Regions from separate parts of the Mus musculus genome. Here region 2 is linked to region 1. A link is a contact called in ENCODE Hi-C or POLR2A ChIA-PET data. All regions are on one chromosome and are shown on one strand. The core of a region is the stretch at or near the end of the contact, and the rest is flanking DNA. Distances in the headings are between cores, read along the strand shown. Region 1 overlaps Magi1 (membrane associated guanylate kinase, WW and PDZ domain containing 1). Region 2 overlaps Magi1 (membrane associated guanylate kinase, WW and PDZ domain containing 1).

The links. Hi-C counts contacts between places; a loop is a spot of excess contacts on that map. ChIA-PET counts read pairs that join two places held with the same protein, here RNA polymerase II (POLR2A).
Region 2: a map of Patski shows a loop between it and region 1 (1.9-fold over the local background). The contact joins two enhancer-like sites. A Hi-C loop is called at or near these places in 1 of 37 maps with a recorded cell type or tissue (Patski). POLR2A ChIA-PET finds 5 or more read pairs at or near these places in 1 of 5 experiments (Patski).

The regions. Positions count from the first base shown.
Region 1 is chr6:94,144,458-94,148,154 of GRCm38, reverse strand. The region is part of intron 1 of Magi1 (membrane associated guanylate kinase, WW and PDZ domain containing 1); the gene reads left to right. The region is part of intron 1 of 4930511A08Rik (RIKEN cDNA 4930511A08 gene); the gene reads left to right. Among named protein-coding and RNA genes, the nearest start is that of Gm52867, 82 kb to the left of the region's middle. Within about 2 kb of position 2,379, at least 1 of the 3 ENCODE cell types and tissues checked has a DNase peak (open chromatin) inside an H3K27ac peak, as active enhancers do.
Region 2 is chr6:94,252,228-94,256,101 of GRCm38, reverse strand. The region is part of intron 1 of Magi1 (membrane associated guanylate kinase, WW and PDZ domain containing 1); the gene reads left to right. Among named protein-coding and RNA genes, the nearest start is that of 4930511A08Rik, 17 kb to the right of the region's middle. Within about 2 kb of position 2,046, at least 1 of the 3 ENCODE cell types and tissues checked has a DNase peak (open chromatin) inside an H3K27ac peak, as active enhancers do.

The sequences.
Region 1 (3,697 bases), core at 1,130-3,629:
TCTGCTAGAATCTCATATTCTGTCTTTCCTGTCCCCTTCGCATGTAGAAAGTGAGGCTGAAGGTTCTCCTTCCTTTTTGCTTCTTGCTAGTCTGGGCAATTAAGATTGAACAACTTATTTCTTCCTAGGGAACAGGAAGTGTACTGGCTGTGGCTTCACTGAGGGGGTTTTATTTTACATTTATGAAAAGCCTGGAGATAATATGCAGAAACAGAAAGATAAATGGTTGTTCCTGCTCTGTGGTCTTCCCCCCTATCTGCGAGTGAGATGGGAAATAAGATCGGAATGGTTTGCAGCAGGGCAGCCTGGAGGCAACCCAGGAATGCATCTTAGCTCTCACTACTGGATATGCTAGTGCCCCTGTCTACCTGCCCCTAGTTGTTGGGGTTGAGCACAGCCCCTCAAGAATGCTGGGTAAATGTTTTACCACTGAGCCACATACTAGGCCCTTTGATGTCATTGTTTAAAACATCAAATCTTTCTTTAAACAAAATATTTTGAGAACTGTACATGTTGGTAGTTGAGCCATTGAAACCGGGTGGTCTAGCAGTATGTTTTAGCACATTGCCAGTGTCTGTGCAATTCTAGGAATAACCTTGTTTATCACTGTTGCAAAGATTTGTATAACAAGTATTAAATTCTTTCTTAGGAAGACCCACCCTGCTTATAAAAGACTTCTGTTCATTTTTGAGGGTCATATTTCAGAATTATTGTATTACTGTTCCTTCATGCTAGAAATTGCTAGTGAGAATGTTGTAGGAGTAATTTACTTTGAATAATTGTTCCCAACTTGCTTTACAAATACAAATACAAAACCTAACTTCAATAATTTTTTTTTGGTATGGTGAAATTTTGATACCTTATTTTCATTTGCAGACTTTTGGACTCCTGGATCTGCTTTTGTATGTGTGGTATATGTATGTCTGCATGTGTATTGGCACATTTATGTGCAGGTGCATGTGTGGGCGGGCATGTGGAAGCCTGAGGTTGGTGTTAGCTATCGTCCTTCAATACGCTCCACTGTATTGACTGAGCCTGGGCCTCTCAGTGAGCCCAGAGTTTGCCCACTTGGTTAGTCTGGCTGACTAGCTTGTCCTTGGGATTCCTGGTGACTGCTCCTGAAAGCTGTCATTAGAGGCAGCCTCCAGTGTGTGCCTGGTTTTTAAGTGGATTCTGGGGATCAGAATTCTAATTTGCACACTTACACAGCGGAGTCTTTATTGACTAGGCTATCTCCCCAGCTTCTCATTTACCTTTTTAATTAATTACTTTTCAGAGACTGTAGGGGATCACACGTAGGGCCTGGTGCAAGCCAGGAATTACTGCTCCTCTGTGCCTGCCATCCCTCCAGCCCTTGGCTAAGGTTTAATAACAGCTTTTGATTTGTGCTCTGGAGCTTAAGATCCATGGTACTTCCAGACCGGTGACTTTAACTTTTTGGTATAATTTGTGCTGATAAATAAGTGCCATGTTAAAAAAAAAAAAAACTGGGAAGATACAGAATTTTACGAATTTCTCATGTGGGTAGCTAGGTGCACCTGACTTCTTCCTTGTGAGATGGACTTGTTAATTTTCTGCATGCACACTTTCTTTCCTTCCTGTTTTTTTCTTCTTCACTCTGCCCCCTTTTGTCCTTTTAGAGAATGTCCCTTTTATTCTCAACAGGATGGTTTGTCAAAGTCCTCACCATCTTCTAGATGGGGAACTTACAACTTGAAGTTAAGTCAGATGAACTCTTCCAGATTTGAAAAGAATGGGCCTAAGTTATTCAGAGTCTGTTGACCTTGGGTATTTACCACTATTTCCTTCAAAAGTGTGCTGGGCCTGCTGCCAAAATCTGTGCAGCACTCTTTTTATTAAGAAAGTATATATATATTTTTAAATTTGCTGTTAATTGTGTTTGGAGTAGGCTTATGAATCGAGGGTCAGAGGATAGCATTGTAGAGTGGATTCCCTGTCACCAGGCAACCCAACACTCAGACTGAAATGCTCCCTTCCTCTCCCCTCCCTTCTCCTCCCTTCCTTCCTCCCTTCCCCTGCCCTTCCTGGAGGTCTCATGTAGCCAATACTGACCTTGAACTTCAGATACTCCTGCTTCCACCTCCAAAATGCTAGATTTACAGGCATGCACCATTACACCCAGTTTTATGCAGTGCTGGGTCGGTCTTGAACCCAGGGCTTTGTGCATGCTAGGCAAGTACTTTACTGACCTAGCCATATCTCTGGTCCATTGGGGCTGTTTCTTCTTTTTCTTTTATAGCATGTCCACATAAGAAAGGACTTTTCTTTTGGCTTCTGTTGTTAGCATCTGAAGAAATGCCTGCCCAGTGCGTCTGGCGGTGGGCCCAGGGACTCTCCCAGGGGAGTCTACACAACCAGTTCCCATTAACCTTCCTCGCACATGCTCATATGTAGGTCAGAGTGATTCTCAGAATTCATGAAAAGAAAGTTACCTGTCAGGATTGAATGTTCTGGATGCTATTGTTGTGCATGTGTTTCCTGTTGGCAGCCACTCAGGAAGCTGAGGAACTTCCCACACGGAAGATGGCTTAGGAACAGGAAGAGTGAGATGTGTGGTCCCTGATGGAAATATGACTTTGTACCCCAGCTTGGTCTCAAACTGACCATGCATCTGTCTCCAGCTCCCCAGTGGTGAGACTACGGACATGCACCCTCTGACCCAGTTCTGACCTCATCACTGTGTTTGTGGCGTCACCCCCGTGGTCTAGCCTTTGCTATCAGCCTTGCCGAGGCTCTCATGTCTCCGTACCATGGCCATTGTGAATGATGGAAGGCATTTTAATATCACCTCCTCTTCAGAGCAGTTATCACAGGTACTTGGGTAAATTTAGAAAGATAAGTGGAGATGAGTTTCTGTGCAAAAACTAGAGAACACGGTCTCCTCAATGCACAGTTAGTTAACCCTGAATGGAAATCATCTGGTGAATGCTTACTAACGTTCTTAGGACTACCAAGCTACTCCTGTTAATGTGGCTGCTTGGATGCTTCTGAGTTCCTTCTGTAAGTTAGAAATATCATTAGGCCCATACACAAGATTCCTTGTACCCTTGGCCAAGAGGCACAGCTCTCTAGGTTGAATGCTAATGTAGGACCCATGTTCCCAGAAACATTCATACTTGGGAAAACTCAGGGTCTCAACTGTTTGAGTTTTGTTCAGTTGTTCCCTTGGATGAATGGCCATGAACTCAGTGCCCTGACTTTATTATCTATGACTAGGAGATAGTAGCATATCTACTTGATTTAATTTCTGAAGCTAAATGTAACTAAATGTTCTTGTACACAGTGCGGCATATTTGGTTAGCTCCATTGTAGAATGGATTCTTTACAGTAGACTCTCAGCTATGGTAGTCTTGAACTCTGTTTTTTCATGTAAGAAAATTTGTACTGGAAAAGTGGTGGCCCAAAGTCATGCTCACAGTGGTGTCTCCTGGGAGCTCTGTTCCCTCAGTGCCCCTGTGCCATGGAAGTTCTGACACTGGGCCTTCTGTGATCATCCACCCTTAGTCTGTCTTGAAATCTGTACCTTGAATTATCTTTCTGATTACTTAAATATTTTTTCAGAGTCTCAATAAACCCAGGTTGTAAAGAATTAAGACAGATGAAATCTCTTGAAATACGTATTTATTGTATTGAATGACAAAACCAATTTGTAAATAAATTCTTTGATTTTTGGGGG
Region 2 (3,874 bases), core at 797-3,296, 110 kb before region 1:
AAGTTGGTGGTGTGTGGTATGCAAAGAAAGTTGAAAATGAAATAAAGCAAGGTTTCTACAACTTCCTCCACATCCCACAAACTGGAAATCCTGCAAAGGAAGTTACATTTTACAAAAAATGAGACCCTGGCGATTTTTAGGTAACTGCTTTACTAATGACATTGGAGTCTAGCCAGGCCAGAGAAAGCCTGTGTTCATTAGAAAGCTGCCAGGGGTCGATCACCCAGGAAGTGGTGATTTTCTTTTCAGCCGTTCTGATCACCCTGGTCAGAGGGTCTCAGCTTCTTTCATTCCACCTTTTCCTGTGTGCTGCAGGCTTTTGTTAGGCATCAGAGACTCATGCTGACCAGGAGTCTCAGGCTTTCTGAGCTCACAGGGTGCTAGGCAAGGGGAGCCCTTTGTGAACCGCCCAGATCACTGTGTATGGTTATAAGCCCTGGGATTCCTTTCAGCCTAGACTCAAGACGCCTCATCTTCTGGTCCATTGTGGAGTAAGAGTAGGGATAAAAAGCAATTTCATGCTCTTTGTATCCACACCAAAAATAAGTTTTTTTTTTTATAATAAATTTATTTTTGCCCCCTTCTCCCTTTTCTGGCTTAAAGAGTTAATGTGCTCTCGAGGGCAGGCTGAGAACCAATGCTGTATAAAGTTAGTTGATCTTTAAGGGCCACCTATTGTGTGTTAAATGTCACTCTTAGGGGTTAATCCTTTCAGTCCCCTTGTGATAGTTGCATGATTGTGCCCTATGATGTAAGCACAGTGCTTGGATTTGGGGTACTCCTTATTTTTATGAGTCTTAATGATCGTCACGTATCCTCTAACATCCTGTAGCAGTCACAAGGTGGACTCACCAGCTTTGTAGTGTTGGTGTTTTGGTTTAGCACCAGGCTACTTCTTGCTGATTTCTTTGAAAGGAAAAGAGACACGGTTTGCCTTGTAGGGTTGAAACCAGAGACACGCATACCCACGTTGTAGACCTAGGTCTAAGGGAAGACAAGAGAAATTGTTTTATGGATTGTCTGTGGGTCTGCATCTTCTTCAAGTAAAACCCTTCACCTTTTTGTTTTCTTCTTCTCTTCACTTGGTGTATCCTGCTTAAAGCCAGCAGGGACTTAGCAGAGTTGATAGCATCTTTCTGGATATGTAAAAGCCTCTAAGGTCTGGTGTCTGCTTCTCTCCCTAGTGTCATGCCACACTGTTCTAATGATGCTGCCACAGGCCATTGCAGTCACCTTTCCTCTCTTATGGCATGCCGTTCCTCCACATTCCTGGTTAACCCTGGCCGTTCTATAGGTCTATCTCAGTGACCACTATTTTTTTTTTTAAAGGAAGTCTTGCATGCTCCCCAGCACAGCTGTTGCTAAGCATTTATGGGCCATTCCCCTCATTGCTCGGCACCAAGCTGTGGTAAGGTTAAAGATGTTGCTAGTTTTCTTTCACTGTATCTGTAGCACTCACCAGGTTCAGGGCCCACATAGTGGGGGTCCTCACTTTGGGGACTTATAGAGGGAAGAGATGAAGACTTGAAGTCCCTGGTTTCCCTGATGCTGTGTGGCCCAACCTGGAAGTCTCCAGCTTGACTGCGTGAAGTCCCTGGGGATGCAGACTTATTTGAGAAGGTCCAGATGCCCTCACAGCTGTGTGGCACTGTGCTCAGAGTAGGGCGCATGGGTTGGAATCCCTGTAAGATCTAGAGAACAGCTATGTAGGTGTTCTGCCCCATCCTCATCCTGTATCCCCTCCCCCTGAAAGTATAGCAAGTGAAGTGGAATGGTCTGTCTACACCGTGTACACGGTGTTTCTTCCTGTCTGCAGTATCCTTCCTCATTTGCATGCAGCCTCTGCACAGTTCTACCCCAGTGTCCTGGATGAACCCTGACATGCTAACCACTACGGCACAGTGAGGCCTGACATGCTAACCACTACGGCACAGTGAGGCCTGACATGCTAACCACTACGGCACAGTGAGGCCAGCAGCTTAGGATGTAGTCCGGCAGTGAGCCTGGCGCTTGCATCATTTCCCCTTCCTGTGCAGTTGAATGCAGTGGGACTGTGTGGTGGCATGCTGTGTCAGAAGGGTTTGTCTGTAGATTATCAGGCGTCAGTTAAGTGGGGGTGGGGTGGGGTGGGGGGTGGATGTCCAGCTTTTCTGCTTCTTGGTGTTCTCATGGTCTTATTCATTGGCAACTTGACACTTGCCAGTTAATTAATAATACAGGAAAAGACACAGTGTGTCATTGGGGAGTTGGGAGCACCATGGCGACCTGGAGCTGGTGAGAGATAATGAGATGGAGCTGATGAAGTTAGTTCTGTTGGGTCAGGGCCAGAATGTACACCTCTCTGGAGCACTAGGGACTCCACATGTTTTCTGTGTGTATCTGCTTCCTAGCCTTTGTATGGTGATGCTCAGTAGAAAGTACGTGGAAGGTGTACTCTTTAAAGATAGGACTATGATCTGCTCCAGTTCCTGAATAATGACATGGGGGCTTATTTTTATTTATACTCCTTTCTGCCTTAGTTTAGGCTTGCTCCCCAACCAGCTCTTAATTTATATTAACCCATTTTTACTTTTTTTTTTTTTTTTTCTCCGAGACAGGGTTTCTCTGTATAGCCCTGGCTGTTCTGGAACTCACTCTGTAGACCAGGCTGGCCTCGAACTCAGAAATCCACCTGCCTCTGCCTCCCAAGTGCTGGGATTAAAGGCGTGTGCCACCATGCCTGGCTTTAACCCATTTTTACTATTCTGTGCTCTGCTACATGTCTGGCTACCTCTCCTCAGTTTCATAAGTCTGACTTCCCTGAGTCTGGGTGGTGAATCTTCCCCCACTTGACTCCTTCCCAGAGTTCCGCGCCCCCCCCCCCCCAGTCCCACCTTACTGTAGGCTTTTTATTTTAACCAATCAGAAGGTGATGGAGAACTATGTTTTTAAAATACTAAGGTAGGAGATTCTTAGAAATACCCAATCTGGCCTATAATCAGATCTCTGCCAGTTCAGAAATCAGCTCTTGAATAATACAAGGATAATCTTTACACAGTGCACACAAACATCCTCCAATACCATGAGACTGGGGAGATGGTTCAGTGAGTAAAAGATCTTGGCCTGCAAGTACAAATACCTGAGTTCAAATCCTCAGCACTCAGGGAAAAATCTGAGCATGGTGCATGCCTGTAAACCCAGAATTGGAGGCCAGAGAGCTCTCTGGTCAGCCTAGCAAAAAACAAACAAACCAGCAAACAAACAAACTACTACTACCACCCCCCCTCCTCCTCTTCCTCCTCTTCTTCCTCCTCTTCCTCCTCCAATGAGCTTCTGGTTTAGTGAGAGATCCTGTCTCAAGAGAGTAAGTTAGAGAGCAATAAAGGAAGACACACAGCCCTTCTCTGGTTTTACACTTACTTGCAGGGGCACATCTACTCTTCCACTCCCTCATGTGCATATAGCACAGTCACACAATTCTCAGTGTCTGTCTGAGCCTGTCCTCTCTCTCTGCACCTCACCCCTCTATAAGATCGCCAAGCCAAAAAAAAAAAAAAAAAAAAAAAAATCCTAAACAAAATTTAAGAACTCAGTCTCGTTCTTCATTTGTGTGTCTCTATTCAAATACGCAAATGTGTTTTCGCCAAACAGTTTTATGTGGTAGCCTTAGATACTCCTCATGTTCTGGTACCACAGGATGGCCAGAGCATAAACAAATGAAAAAGCTTCAATCTGGGATTGTCAAGGCTTGGCACTTGCTGAAAGTAAGTCTCTCTAGTTTGTTTTAGTCATATGTACACATTCATTTACAAATGCATATAGCTATATATAAACACATGCATATACATAATGTGTGTATGTATACGCCACAAATGCAAAATTCCTTACTTGGCTT